Linked DNA regions of Homo sapiens: region 1 is linked to region 2. A link is a contact called in ENCODE Hi-C or POLR2A ChIA-PET data. All regions are on one chromosome and are shown on one strand. Each heading gives the region's core, a stretch centred on a gene start or an enhancer-like site at or near the end of the contact. The rest is flanking DNA. Distances are from core to core; before and after follow the strand shown.

The links. A loop is a pair of places that touch in the nucleus more often than their neighbours do. ChIA-PET counts read pairs that join two places held with the same protein, here RNA polymerase II (POLR2A). Pooled maps may share reads with other maps.
Region 1: a pooled map shows a loop between it and region 2 (8-fold over the local background). The contact joins the promoter of RNF19B here to the promoter of BSDC1 in region 2. A Hi-C loop is called at or near these places in 6 of 50 pooled maps. POLR2A ChIA-PET finds 5 or more read pairs at or near these places in 2 of 52 experiments (Panc1 and activated CD4-positive, alpha-beta T cell).

Annotation. Positions count from the first base shown.
Region 1 is chr1:32,961,390-32,968,670 of GRCh38, reverse strand. It overlaps RNF19B (ring finger protein 19B), which reads left to right and starts at 3,862. Exons shown (of 9, transcript NM_001300826.2): 1 at 3,862-4,620. The coding sequence starts at 3,986. RefSeq lists silencers at 3,578-4,147, 4,508-4,717 and an enhancer at 3,763-4,267.
Region 2 is chr1:32,389,529-32,396,306 of GRCh38, reverse strand. BSDC1 (BSD domain containing 1) reads left to right here and starts at 1,866. Exons shown (of 11, transcript NM_018045.8): 1 at 1,866-1,903; 2 at 2,167-2,227. The coding sequence starts at 1,893. RefSeq lists enhancers at 38-733, 1,481-1,560, 1,432-2,127, 1,851-2,140, 2,128-2,825.

The DNA.
Region 1 (7,281 bases), core at 2,613-5,112, 570 kb before region 2:
CTTATGACTTTGTCAACTCATATTCATCATTTGAGATCCAGCTGAAAGGGCTCCTCCTCAGGAAAGCCATCCCTGACCACCCTAAGCAGAGCCTGCCATGCCTTCTGTTGGTCTGTCATAGCTTTTTTGTATATGTCCTCATCACTTGGTATCTCAGTGATCTGCCATCTTGTCTGTAACCCCCAGTAGATTATGTTTTTCATCTCCATGACCCTGGTAGCTAGCAAAGAGGCTAGCACAAGTAAGTATAATAAATCTTTACTGAATGAGTGTACAGATGAGTGAGAATCTTTTTCTCCCTCATGCCATCTCTGAGTCACTACTCAGTTTCTATCAAGAAGAGACACATAAGGAAACGTGGGAGGAATTGCTTTAGTCCCTTTATTCAAGGGTGATAGTCTCAGGAGAGAAGAAAACACAATCAAGTTGGGGCCACTGCAAAGTCTAGTGGCATTTAAGAGAAGTTATTTTCCCCAAAGCACTGGCAGCTTTGAACTGAGGCTGAATTTGTTTGGAAGCCAGAGCCAAGACAAGCAGACATTTGGTAGTGTTGAGCCTTCCAGCAAGCTGGGATTCTGACAGCCGTTTCTGTCAGCTGCACAAGGAGAAGCATCTAAAAGGCATCTGGGTCTACCTGGAATTGGGGGTCCCCATATCTTTTAGCACAATCTGACCCAAGGAACAAGGCAGCCGTCTCTCCTACCCTCCATTCCCACCATAAGCATATACCTCCTCTAAGGGGGCTCTGCAGTTGATTAGGACGTTGGGCACTGAGAACAGAGTCAAAGATGACTATAGGAAACTGTGGCAGAGATGATACTACTGCTTACTAAATGGCTTATGGTTTCTTCCTACATTTCCCAGCCTCCCTTGCAGTTTTTTTGTTTGTTTGTTTGTTTTTGACACAGAGTCTTGCTCTCTCGCCCAGGCTGGAGTGCAGTGGTGTAATCTCCGCTCACTGCAACCTCTACCTCCTGGGTTCAAGCGATTCTCCTGCCTCAGCCTCCTGAATAGCAGGGATTACAGGCGCCCCACCACACCCCGCTAACTTTTGTATTTTTAGAGATGGGGTTTCACCATGTTGGCCAGGCTGGTCTCGAACTCCTGACCTCAGGTGATCCACCTGCCTCGGCCTCCCAAAGTGCTAGGATTACAGGCATGAGCCACCGTGCCTGGCCTCCAGCTCTCTTTTTGAGGCAATACTGAAAGCTTTGCATTGAGATAGTGGAGCCCAAGAGAGAAGTAGTCTGGATCTCTGAGTTACCCAGGAGAGTTGAGGAGAGCTACTCTGGAGAGTGCCTTAACCCACAGCCAGCGTTGCATGAGTGGAAAAGATATACCATTGTTGTGTGTTATGCCATTGAGAAATTTGGCTTGTTTGTTACCATAGCCAAGTCTAGCCTATTCTGCCAGATAAATATAGACATTAATTGTTGTTTTAGCCATCCAGCATCAAACCTCCTTCCTATTTGAGGATTAAACTCTCCCCCTCCTTTAGGACTCTTTGGTGTTGCCAAATCCAGTGGTCACATCTCTGTTCTTATCTTTCTTGATTTCTCAGCAGCATTTGTCACAATTGACCACTCCCTTCTGGGAACATACTATGTTGGTGTCTGTGACATCATGCCTGCTTAGTTTTTCTTTTATGTCACTGGCCCCCGCTTTTCAGTTTTCTTTGTTGGCTCCCCTTCTTGTTTTATGTCAAAAGTTTGAAGTTCTGGAGACCTGGTTTAAAATATCACAGCTGGTTTCCACCTTTTGAGACGATGTCTTTTTGTGTCACCCAGGCTGGAGTGCAGTGGCATAATCACGGCTCACTGCAGTCTCAACCTCCCAGGCTCAAGCATTCCTCCCACCTCAGTCTCCCAAGTAGCGGGGACTACAGGCACACTCCATCACACCCAGATAATTTTTGTATTTTTTGTAGAGATGGGGTTTTGCCATGTTGCTCAAGCTGGTCTCAAACTCCTGGGCTTAAGAGATTCACCAGCCTAGGTCTCCCAAAGTGTTGTAATTACAGGTGCGAGCCACAGCTCCTGGCCCATCTTACCATTCCTTATTAATAACAGAGCACTCATTGTTAGCTGGGCACATTGTACCCAGTTAAGAGAATGTTTCCCAGGCTCCCTTGCAGCTGAGTATGGCCATGTGAGTGAGTATGTTTTGGCAAAAATGTGCGGGACTTTCGAGGCAGTCCTTTTTTCTTTCTTTCTTTTTCTTTTTCTTTTTTTTTTTTTTTTGAGACAGAGTCTCGCTCTGTCGCCCAGGATGGAGTGCAGCGGCGCGATCTCGGCTCACTGCAACCTCCGCCTCCTGGGTTCACGCCATTCTCCTGCCTCAGCCTCTCGAGTTGCTGGGATTACAGGCGCCCGCCACCACGCCCGGCTAATTTTTTATATTTTTAGTAGAGACGGGATTTCACTGTGTTAGCCAGGATGGTCTCCATCTCCTGACCTCGTGATCCGCCAGCCTGGGCCTCCCAAAGTGCTGGGATTACAGGCGTGAGCCTCCGCGCCCAGCCCCAAGGCAGTCTTCTTAAAAGGAAGAGGATGCATCTTTCTTCCCTTTTTCCTTCCCACTGTTTGGAATATGGACCATAGTGAGGTGACCTTAACACTGGAAGCCAAATACTGAGGATGGCTGAACAGCCCTGAACTGCCTACTTTTGGACTTATATTTCATGGAAAGAGAGAAATTTCTGGCTAGGTGCAGCGGCTCATGCCTGTAATCCCAGCACTTTGAGAGGCCAAGGCAGGAGGATCGCTTGAGCCCAGGAGCTCGAGACCAGCCTGAGCAACACAGGGAGATTTCATCTCCATGAAAAAAATAAAAATAATAGGCAGGCCTGGTGGCGCACCTGTGCTCCCAGCTACTCCAGAGGTTGGGGTGGGAGGATCGCTTAAGCTTGGGAGGTTGAGGCTTCAGTGAGCTGTGATCACGCCACTGCACTCCAACCTGGGTGACAGAGCAAAACCGTCTCAGGAAAAAAAATAAATAAATTTCAATCGTAAGCTATTTTTTTCTTTTGTTATTTGCAATTGAATGTAATCCTGATACATTCCTGTTGTTGAAGCTGTTTGCCTGCCTCCCACTAGGAAGCCTAAGGGTCCAGATCCTCCCCCAGTCAGAGGAATGGGGAACTAGAAAAAGAAAGGCAAAGGCACTGCCAGGCAAGAAAACGCTGGGTCTCCTTCCACAAGTTTGGTAAGTAAGCAAGATACCAGGAGGATAGAATGGTAAGTGAGCCTAGAAATAGACTATTATATACATAGGGTTTATTAAATACATAGAGAACACTGAATGCTAGACTAAGAAATTTGGACTTTATTCTGGAAGTCCCTTGCAATAGGGGACCTTGTCTGTTTTATTTTCTAATGCCTCGCACTTTGTAGAAGCTCAGTGAATGAATATATTCTTTATTAATTTATGCCGTCTGCTTAATAAACAGAAATGTTGGAAGGTGAACCAGTTGGGAGTCACCATCTGATCAACCCCTGCCTGCTTTTTATAAATAATGTAACTGAACCATCATTTACTGGAAGTGGCAATCAACCTGTGAGGAACGGCAAACCAAAAAGTCCACCTTGGGTGTCATGGTGATGGAATTGGAGGCGGAGACCAGGGAGAGCAGCGGGCTAGGATCTCTGAGAGTCTCCGCAACATGGCGGCCCTGGAACCACCTGACCGGCAGGAGGCGGAGCTCCGCCCCAGCTCGCTCGGCCCCACCCCGCTCGGCCCTGCCCAGCGCACTCCTAGACCGGGGCGCAAGGGTTGTGAGGTGTTTGAGCGAAGCGCCTGCGCAGGGCAGCGGCGCGCGGGGCGGAGGCTTTATAATCACTTCGTCGTTGCCGCTCGGCTTCTATCGCCGGGAGGGCGGTTGAGGCGGTGGTGGCGGCGTCGGCGGCGGCCGGGCGCTGGCTGAGGGGCGCTGAGGCGGGAGCTGTGGCGGCGCTGGGCGCCCCTGGCTCCTCGGCCTCTGCCGGCCATGGGCTCCGAGAAGGACTCCGAGTCGCCGCGCTCCACATCGCTACATGCGGCCGCACCCGACCCTAAGTGCCGCAGCGGCGGCCGGCGCCGGCGCCTCACCTTGCACAGCGTCTTCTCTGCCTCGGCCCGCGGCCGCCGCGCCCGGGCCAAGCCGCAGGCCGAGCCGCCGCCCCCGGCTGCGCAGCCGCCGCCCGCCCCGGCCCCTGCCGCGGCCCAGGGCCCGCCGCCCGAGGCGCTGCCCGCCGAGCCGGCCGCCGAGGCCGAGGCGGAGGCCGCGGCGGCGGCGGCGGAGCCTGGGTTCGACGATGAGGAGGCGGCGGAGGGCGGTGGCCCGGGCGCGGAGGAGGTGGAGTGTCCGCTGTGCCTGGTGCGGCTGCCGCCTGAGCGGGCCCCGCGCCTCCTCAGCTGTCCGCACCGCTCGTGCCGGGACTGCCTCCGCCACTACCTGCGCCTGGAGATAAGCGAGAGCAGGGTGCCCATCAGCTGCCCCGAGTGCAGCGAGCGACTCAACCCGCACGACATCCGCTTGCTGCTCGCCGACCCGCCGCTTATGCACAAGTACGAGGAGTTCATGCTGCGCCGCTACCTAGCCTCGGACCCCGACTGCCGCTGGTGCCCGGCCCCGGACTGCGGGTGAGCGCGGGGGCGTGGCGCGGGTGGCGGCGGGCTGCAGCCGAGGGGCGTGGCTGGGGGCAGCAGGGACCCCGCGTGGGTGTCCCAAGCAGGGAAACCCGCAAGGCGGCAGCTTCGGCGGGGTGGTAACCATCAGGCAAGCCCAGACTAGTGGTGTGAACGCACCCGACACCCCGCCCCCTGCCCCAGGGCTCGAGGTGGCTGCTAAGCATTCGGTGAGGGGAAGGGAGCTGTCCAAGTTAGGAGACAGGGAGAGGCGGTTTTTTTGTTGGGGGAATGCCCTCTGTCCGGAGGTGAGGACAGTATCTTTTTTTTTTTTTCTTTTTTTTTTTGGAGACGGAGTCTCGCCCTGCCGCCCAGGCTGGAGTGCAATGGCGCGATCTCGGCTCACTGCAACCTCCGCCTCTCAGGTTCAAGCGATTCTCCTGCCTCAGCCTCCCGAGTAGCTGGGATTACAGGCGCCCGCCACCACACCCGGCTAATTTCTTTGTATTTTTAGTAGAGATGGGGTTTCACCATGTTGGCTAGGCTGGTCTCGAACTCCTGACCTCAGGTGATCCTCCTGCCTCGGCCTCCCAAAGTGCTGGGATTACAGGCGTGAGCCACCGCTCCCGGCCAAGGTGGGGAGTATCTCTTAATGAGAGTGGGGAGGGGATATTTGGCCAAGGAGGGAATGAGAATATTCTGAGGGGGCAGCGCGTCGGAGGGGTGTGTCCACTTGGCTAGGGACAGACTTAGCATTGCAGAAGAAGGCGTGTTCTCCCTGACAACCACCGCTGAAAGTTGGGATGGAGGTGACTGGGGAATAGGCTCTCGGGTACCCTGAGCACTATGTGTTCTGTGCCACGCTATCGGGAGGCACTCTGTCGTTCTTACCTTGCTGCCTTGGGTAGGGTGAGGGGTAGACAGATATGTTCTTTGTCCAGAGTCTCAATGGGGGCACTGAGAAGAATGCCCAGAGGTTGGTGTGATAGGAGAAATTGTGTTTCTGAACCCCTTTGATCTTGAGTTCTTGATGACAGTCTTTTTAATGCACCATGTAGGCTGAATTTTAAAGGGCAGTAAATTAAAATATGCAATATCTGCAGAGACATAATACACCAGATTTTGCTATCTGAAGCATTCAGTGGAGACCTTCCTCGCCCTCCCCGCCTTTAGAAGTCTAATTGTTACTGTCAGTATATCCCATGAAGGGGTTGCACGCAGGAAGAGGGGCTCATTTAAGTAGTTGGGAGTCAGACAGCCATTACCTGTTCTGTGACCTTGGGCAGATAATTTTATTCTTGTGTGTCATGTTTTGGCGACAAAAAGATGCTGGGGAGTCCTTGCAGTGTGTAAACGTAATGCTAGTAAAAAGTTGTGTGATCTTTAGCTTCAAAGGAGTTAAGGACTTTTAATTGTAGCCTATATATCAAGGTGGTTTTGAAATCTCCATGATGCTGCTGGTTGTCTCCTTTCAAAAGGAGCTGTCTTAGAGTGTCTAGGAGAGTAAGAAGAGTTAACTTCTGTTTTTAATTCTGCCAAACTTGTTTAGAAATGGGTGTGCTATTTAACCTCACTGAGATGGGGTTTCTAAATTACTTTGAAGTGTTGTGGTCAAAGGAATGGTGTTTATGGTGGCTCACTTTCACTTTCAGTTAATAAGTATCAGGAAGGACCTTTTAGGTTCATGGAACTGTCTATGTCTAGTGATCTTACTGGCCCTCTGAGGTTAATTTATATTAAAGTTTTACAGATACTGTTGATCTGTTTTCTTAACCAAACGAATATTAAGAGAACACAGGCCAGGCTCGGTGGCTCACGCCTATAGTCCTAGCATTCTGGGAGACCAAGGTGGGTGGATCACCTGAGGTCGGGAGCTCAAGACCAGCCTGGCCAACATAGTGGTATCCTGTCTCTGCTAAAAATAGAAAAATTAGCCGGGCATGGTGGTGCACACCTGTAGTCCCAGCTACCCAGGAGGCTGAGGCAGAATCGCTTGAACCTGTGAGGCAGAGGTGCAGTGAGCCGAGATCAGGCCACTATACTCCAGCCTGGGTGACAGAGCGAGATTCTGTCTCAAGAAAAAAAAAAAACAAAACACTGCATAGTTAATTTTGGAATAGTACATTAACTCCTTTCTGAGATGTTTCCTTGAGTTCTAAGAAATGTGGCAGATCATCTTTCTGGAAAAGGTCCCTGTTTGTTTTTTTATTTTTCTAAAGTCAGTTTCTGTCTTTGCTCACATCAATAAAAATGCACAGAAAATAATTTTCAAGCTTGGTGACAACTCTCAACTATTTGGAAGTTATTAAAAAATTAGGCCATTTCTTATTTTAGCCAAGTATTATGTTAGTATCCTCCAGATTTTATTTTTTTAATTAGTTAGAAGAATGATAATCATATATATAGTTATATATATAAACAATGTATTTTTTTATATGTGTCATCTACGGACTTAAGGTGGAGTTTGGGGAAAGAAGAAAGCTGGCCTCTCAATACCTGTGTGCCAGGTATATATAATTTAATTCGATACAACCTTGTGAGATAGGTTTAGGTTTGATATAGTTTTATAAATGAGGAAACTAAAGTTTAAGGAAATTGAATGACTTGTTCAGGGTCATATAACTAGTAAGTGGTGGAACCAGGCTTAGAACAGGGGTCTTAATTCCAACCAATGCC
Region 2 (6,778 bases), core at 617-3,116:
CATTTGAACCCAGGAGGCAGAGGTTGCAGTGAGCCAAGATCATGCCACTGCACTCCAGCCTGGGCAATAGAGTGAGACTCCATCTTAAAAAATAATAATAAATAAAATCATGAGACTTTATGAGAATATCTGGGGAATGACTATAAACATCAAAAAGGAGGAGGACACCAAGGGCTGAGCCTTCTCCCAGGGAATATCCCATTCCAGCAACAAGAAGGCGGTGAGAAAACAGCAAAGAATACTGAGATGCCAATGAACGGGGAAGAAAGTCAAGAGGGCATGATGTCCTGGAAGCCAAATGAAGAAAGTGGTCAACTGTGTCAAATAAGATGCGGATGTAAAACAAGAACTGAAAAGTGGCCATTCCTCTTGGCGACCTTAAGAAAGTTATGTCAGGCTGGGTGCAGTGGTTCATGCCTGTAATCCCAGCACTTTGGGAGGCTGAGGAGGGCAGATCACCTGAAGTCAGGAGTTCGAGACAAGCCTGGCCAACATAGTGAAACCCCATCTCTACTAAACATACAAAAATTAGTCGGGCATGGTGGTGCACAACTGTAATCCCAGATACTCGGGAGGCTGAGGCAGGAGAATCGCTTGAACCCGGGAGGCAGAGGTTGCAGCGAGCTGAGATTGCACCACTACACTCCAGCCCGGGCAACAGAGCAAGACTCTGACTCAAAATAAATAAATAAATAAAATAGATGTTTCCGTCTTCCACAGGGAGGACCAAAAATAAATAAATAAATAAAATAGATGTGTCCGTCTTCCACAGGGAGGACGTGGGATGGTGGCGGAGCTGGCTGCAGCAGAGCTACAAATAAATATAAAATAAATAAAATTAAATAAAATTAAATAAATAAAAGAAAGTTATTTCAAAGGATTGTCTGAGAGGCAAAAACCTAACTGCAGTGAGTTCAAGAGAGAATGGGAGGAGAGGGGAGTTGCAGACTGTGAGTAGGCAACGCTTTTGCTGTAAAGGGGAGTAGGGAAACGGTGAGGGATATAGAGAGGGCTGGTTTTTGTTTGCCTTTGAGATGGGAGAAACAGCAGTACGGATGATGACAAGGATAAATGCAGTCATCAGAGGGAAAAGAGATGAAGGGGGGATTACTAGATCTATGTCCTTAAGCAAACAAGAGGCGATGGGATCTACCGCACACGTGGAGGGGCTGACCTTAATTAAAGTCCAAAGTATGTGGGCTGTGGAATCTCCCTTCCAATCGCAGTAGAACTCAATCCAGGCGGTCTCCGGATTTCTCCAGACCACCTCCACCTGGCGTTGTTCTGAGCTGGGCCACCGAAAGTTGAGATTACTGAATGTGTGTGTCTCCCATTAACCCGTAAGCCCTCCAAAGGCTGCATCTAAGTCGCCTCTGAATTATTCACATTCCTCCAAACTCTGGGCCACAGCCCCGCAATATGGGCTTATTGAATTAGCCCAAAGAGACACAAAGCAGCCTCTACGCAGCTGGTTTCACAAAGGGGGGCGGTCCTAACCCTGCGCTCTGGGATCCTGACGTTCGAGCTATCTCTCCTCCTCCCCTCTGCTCCCAGCTCTCCGCAGTCCAGCTTGTCGGCTGATCATCGTCCATAGAGGCCACCGTACCCGACGTTTGCGGACAGTGACAAAGAGTCAAGCTTGGTGGAGCCTGAGGACAGGACTGAATGACGATTGAACTGAGAGTTCAGGGGCGGAGTTTGAGGGCGAACTCGGGACAGAGACTGGATAGAGTTCAGGGAGGCGGGACCTAATGATGGCGCAGGGAGGGGATTGGGCTGAGGGCGGTGCCGGCGCGAGGATTGGGCCGAGCGCCTCGGGGGCGGTCCTTGAGGGGGCGGTGCCGTGTCGGAAGTCAAAGGTCAGTAAATAGTGGTGATGTCATGCAGGCAAGATGGCGGAAGGGTGAGCTTGTCGTTTTGCTCCTAGGCGTTGGGGCCTGAATTCTCCCAGGGTTGGGGTGCTGGGCGAGAGTCCCGGTGGGGAACGTGAGATCAGCGGGGGCGTGGACTGATCTGAAAGGGCAGAGTGGAGTCGCATTGTGAGGGGGTGGGCAAGCGGTCTGCGAAGCCTCGGCCCGCAGGGTACATCTGAGCGGGGAACAAACCGGATCCTTGGGCGGGCAGGAATCGCACCGCGGTGCTGCCAGATGTGTCTGTCTTCCACAGGGAGGACGTGGGATGGTGGCGGAGCTGGCTGCAGCAGAGCTACCAAGCAGTCAAAGAGAAGGTAAGCCGGGCCCGTGCCCTTCTTCCCTCAGCAGGGCCCTGCGCCGCCTCAATGCAACCTGGTCCAACCAGCCCCGCCCAACTTTTGCGGGCGCTAAGTCTCAAGGATGAGGCTGACCTGGGCCTTTCTTTTAGCCTCTACCGGTCCACGGGAAGACAGACCTCGACGCAAACCAGTGTGATACTAGCCACAGTGAAATAAAGATGGTTTTAAAGGCTGGAGTTAACGAACGTTTTGTAGGAATCCATAGGAAGGAGCAATTTATTCCAGCTCAGGAAATTCAGTTTCTTCGTGAAAGAGAGAGCATTTGATACAGGTCTTGAAGGAAAAGATTCTAGCAGTAAAAAAACTTACTCGTATAGTCATTCAAATATTAGAGTATATGCGACAACCAGCACTCTGATAGGTCTTGAGGATACAGACTTCAGCCAAACAGATGTAATCCTGGGCCTTACAAAGCTCACAGTCTAGTGGAGAGACAGCCATTAACCGAGTAGCCAAACAAATAGTTGTTTAGTTACCGTTGTGGTAAGTTCTGTGAAAGGAAAGTACAGGGGCACCTTGTCTGTTCTGGTTAGTCAGTAACTCACCAGGGAAGGCCCCTGTGGAGAAGGAACCTCATCAAGGGCAACCCTGCCTAGACAGGATGAAAAGCAAGAACCCAAGCCAGAGATGAGCATGAGCCATACACACTGGTGCCTGATGAGTTCTAAGTAGGGGCTATGCAACGGGCAGTAGAGAGAGAGAGATTAATCACCAGAGAGTGGAAGGCCTTCTTGCTGAACAATCTCTGTGGGATGAGTGATATTTGGCTGTGCCAGTGGGTAATTTGCCAATGTGTATTCCTGTTTCATTTCATGCTTATTTGTCAAAATCAGCCCAACTGAATTGTGGGAAAAGTTGATTACTATTTACCTCAAGCAATTGGGATGAGTCCTGCTTCAGGGCCAACTCCAGGAAGCTTCTGACCTCACCTAAATAAGTCCTCTACTCTGGGAGTATTTTTGTTTTGTTTTGAGACAGAGTCTCACTCTGTCACCTAGGCTGGAGTGCACAGGTGCGGTCTCAGCTCGCTGCAACCTCTGCCTCCCAGATTGAAGTGATTCTTGTGCCTCAGCCTCCCGAGTAGCTGGGATTACAGGCATGTGCCACTACTCCTGGCTAATTTTTGTATTTTTAGTAGAGACAGGGTTTCACCATGTTGGCCAGACTGGTCTCGAACTCCTCACCTCAGGTGAGCCACCTGCCTCAGCTTCCCAAAGTGCTGGGATTATAGGCGTGAGCCACCACACCCAGACATCTGGGAGCGTTTTTATTCCTCCCTTATCCTGGGTACTCCTGGACAGCCTCTCAGCAATAGCCCAGCAAATCTGAGAATGCCCTGAGCTGTTTATGTTGTTGATGAGGACTGAGAGGCTTGCACCCTAACATTTGATAGAAGAGACCCGATAGTAGCATATTTCCTGTTGGGTAATTTCCTGGCAGGAAAGTCTGACATTCATTCAGCAGATGTTGCATGAGGGCCTCCTGTGTTTGTCTCAAGGTTGGTCTTATCATAACTTATGAAAAATAGATAGTTGGCCAACCTTCCGTCTTCATTCTTGGAATTCCCAGTTAAAAGCTGGGGTGGGGGTGGAGGTGGGAGTTGTTTATGCCTTTTTGGAAAGAAAAGACGTAATTTCCCTTTTTTTACTTTCTTACTCTTATATGTACTTGGGCAAGTGTTTTTTGTTTTTTGTTTGTTTGTTTTTGAGACCAAGTCTGGCTCTGTTACCAGGCTGGAGTGCAGTGGCTCAGTCTCAGCTCTGCAACTTCCGCCTCCTGAGTTCAAGTGATTCTCCTGCCTCGGCCTCCTGAGTAGCTGGGATTACAGGCATGTGCCACCACGCCCAGCTAATTTTTCTATTTTCAATAGAGACAGGGTTTCACCATGTTGGCCAGGCTGGTCTCAAACTCCTGACCTCAGGTGATCCGCCTGCCTCGGCCTCCCAAAGTGCTAGGATTACAGGTGTGAGCCACCACGCCTGGCCTCTTGGGCAAGTTTTTAACCTCTCTAGGCCTCAGTTCCTCATCTATAAAATGGGAATACTAACAATACCTACTTGATGAGATTGTGGTGATGGTTAAATGTTAATATATGTAAAACACTAAGAACAGTACCTAGCATACAGTAAGTGCTATATAAGCATTAGCTGTTATTAAGTGCTGAGGCTGATGGGAAAACCTCTTAGATACCACCCCCAGTTCGTTTTTCCTTCCATTTTTTTTCTTGGTCTTTTGGTGCTTTCCTATCTGTATGTCCCATTCTGGCTCCATCTGGACCACTCACTTCTCAGCACTCCTTAGAACACATTGCCCTGAAGACCACAGCTATGAGATGGTGCTATCATCTGCTTTCCTCTGCTCCTTACCTCCTCCTGTCCTGTCTTCCTGTGTGTTGTCAAGGGCAATATGACTGACACAAATACGTGTGCATACACGTTGATAGAGAAAGGCATATCATTGCTCTACATACTTACCAGAAAGAAGAAATTAAAAAGAGAAAGGCACCAAATGCTTTTTGGTTCCATCACAGATTCCCCAACCTCATCTGGGCCCACATACTCTTCAGTCTCCAATTTGCTTCTCCTCCCCTTAACTTCAGAAACTTTCCCAAAACCTAACTCTTCCCTGGGGTCCCCTATTCAGCCGCTTTATCCCTTTCACTTCCAGGAGACAACCTCATCTACTTTTTGAAACTTCAGGTGAACAAACAGGATCTTTAACTCTCTCCCCACCCTCAAAGCCACCACCTATAAACTTATCTTTACTCAGTCAGCTTTACCTACTGCTTGCCAAATCCAGTGGGTGGTTTTCAGCCCTTATCTTCCTGGACCATTCTGCTGCATTTGACGCTAGTGATCACTCCCTCTCTTGAAACGCTACTCTCTTGGCATTTGTGACATGATTCTTAAGTCTCCACATACTTCTCCAGACGTTGCTTTTGTAACTGTCTCATGAGTTCCTCTTCCTCTGCTTGCCCCCTACAGGTAGTGTCTGAGGACACTTGTCCTCAGCCCATTGCTCTGTCCACTTTCCAAACTCTTCCTGGGTCACCTTCTCCACTTTCCTGTTAGGGCGACTCTTAGACCTTTTGCCTGAACTTTAGTGTTGTGTTTTGCTTTGTTTTGAGATGGGCTCTCACTTTGTCACCCAAGCTGAAGTGCAGTGATGCAAACATGGTTCTCTGCAACCTCCACTTCCTGGATTCAAGCAATCCTCCCACCTCAGGCCCCCAAGTAGCTGGGACTATAGGCGTGTACCATCACGCCCAACTAATTTTTGTATTTTTTGTAGAGATGAGATCTCGCCATGTTGCCCAGGCTGGTCTCAAACCCCTAGGCTCAAGCAGTCTGCCCACCTTGGTCTCCCAAAGTGCTGGGACTACAGGCATGAGCCACCATGCCCGGCCAGCTTTAGTGTTTGAGGATAGCTATTGCTGGACAGCTATCCTAGACAGCCCACAGTCATCTCAAGTTCTGCGTGCCCAAAGTCATTGTTACCACCTTGTCTCTAGGACTGCTCCTCCTCCAGGATTTTCTCACTTAGCTGGCAGTACTGCATCTACGCAGTCACCTATTTTAGCAGCCTGTGGTGCTTCCATGATTCTTTTCTAGCCCTCAGTCAACATACCTGTTCAGTCACCAAATCCACCTTCTTCCATCTCCTGTATCTTGAACCAGTCTCATCCTCTCCATCTTTACTAGCATTGTCCTTACTCACATTTTTCTATTTTCTTTCCTGGATTATTGCAGCAGCCTCCTGACTGGTCTTCCTTCTTCCTCTTCTAATCTTCTCGCCTCTGGACCTTTCCTCCATTCCAGTCACTGGAGTAATTTAGTGAAAAGGCAAATCTCATGTCCCACCCACTTCAAACCTTTGGTGGCTCCCCATCATCCATAGGGCTGACCAGGCTCTCCCTGGTTGCCCTTGGCAACCTCTCCAGCTTTATCCCTCACCACTCTTGCTTCACATTTTATGTCCATCAGGACTGTAATGCTTGTAGACGTCACTAAACCCATGTCAACACTTCTTAGCTGACTCCTGTTCTTTTTTTTTTTTTTTTTTGAGACAGGGTCTCACTCTGTTACCCAGACTGGAGTGCAGTGGCATGATCACAGCCCACTGCAGCCTCAACCACCCAGGCTCAGGTGATTCTCCCACCTCAGCCTCCTGGGTAGCTGGGACTATAGGCGTGTACCACCACTTCTGGCTAATTTTTTGTATTTGTGTGTGTGTGTGTGTGTGTGTGTGTGGAGACGGTTTTGCCATAGTGTCCAAACTGGTCTCAAATTCCTGGGCTCAAGCAATCCTCCTGCCTCGGCTTCCCAAAGTGCTGGGATTACAGGCATCAGCCACTGCACCTGGCCCACATCAATACTTCTTAACCAACTCCTGTTCATTCTTTAAGGGCCCATTCCAGGCTTCTGGTCACCACATCTTCCCAACCTCCCCATAGTACAGCAGCTACTGCTCTGCCCTTGCACATCAGCACTATCATGGGACCATTTT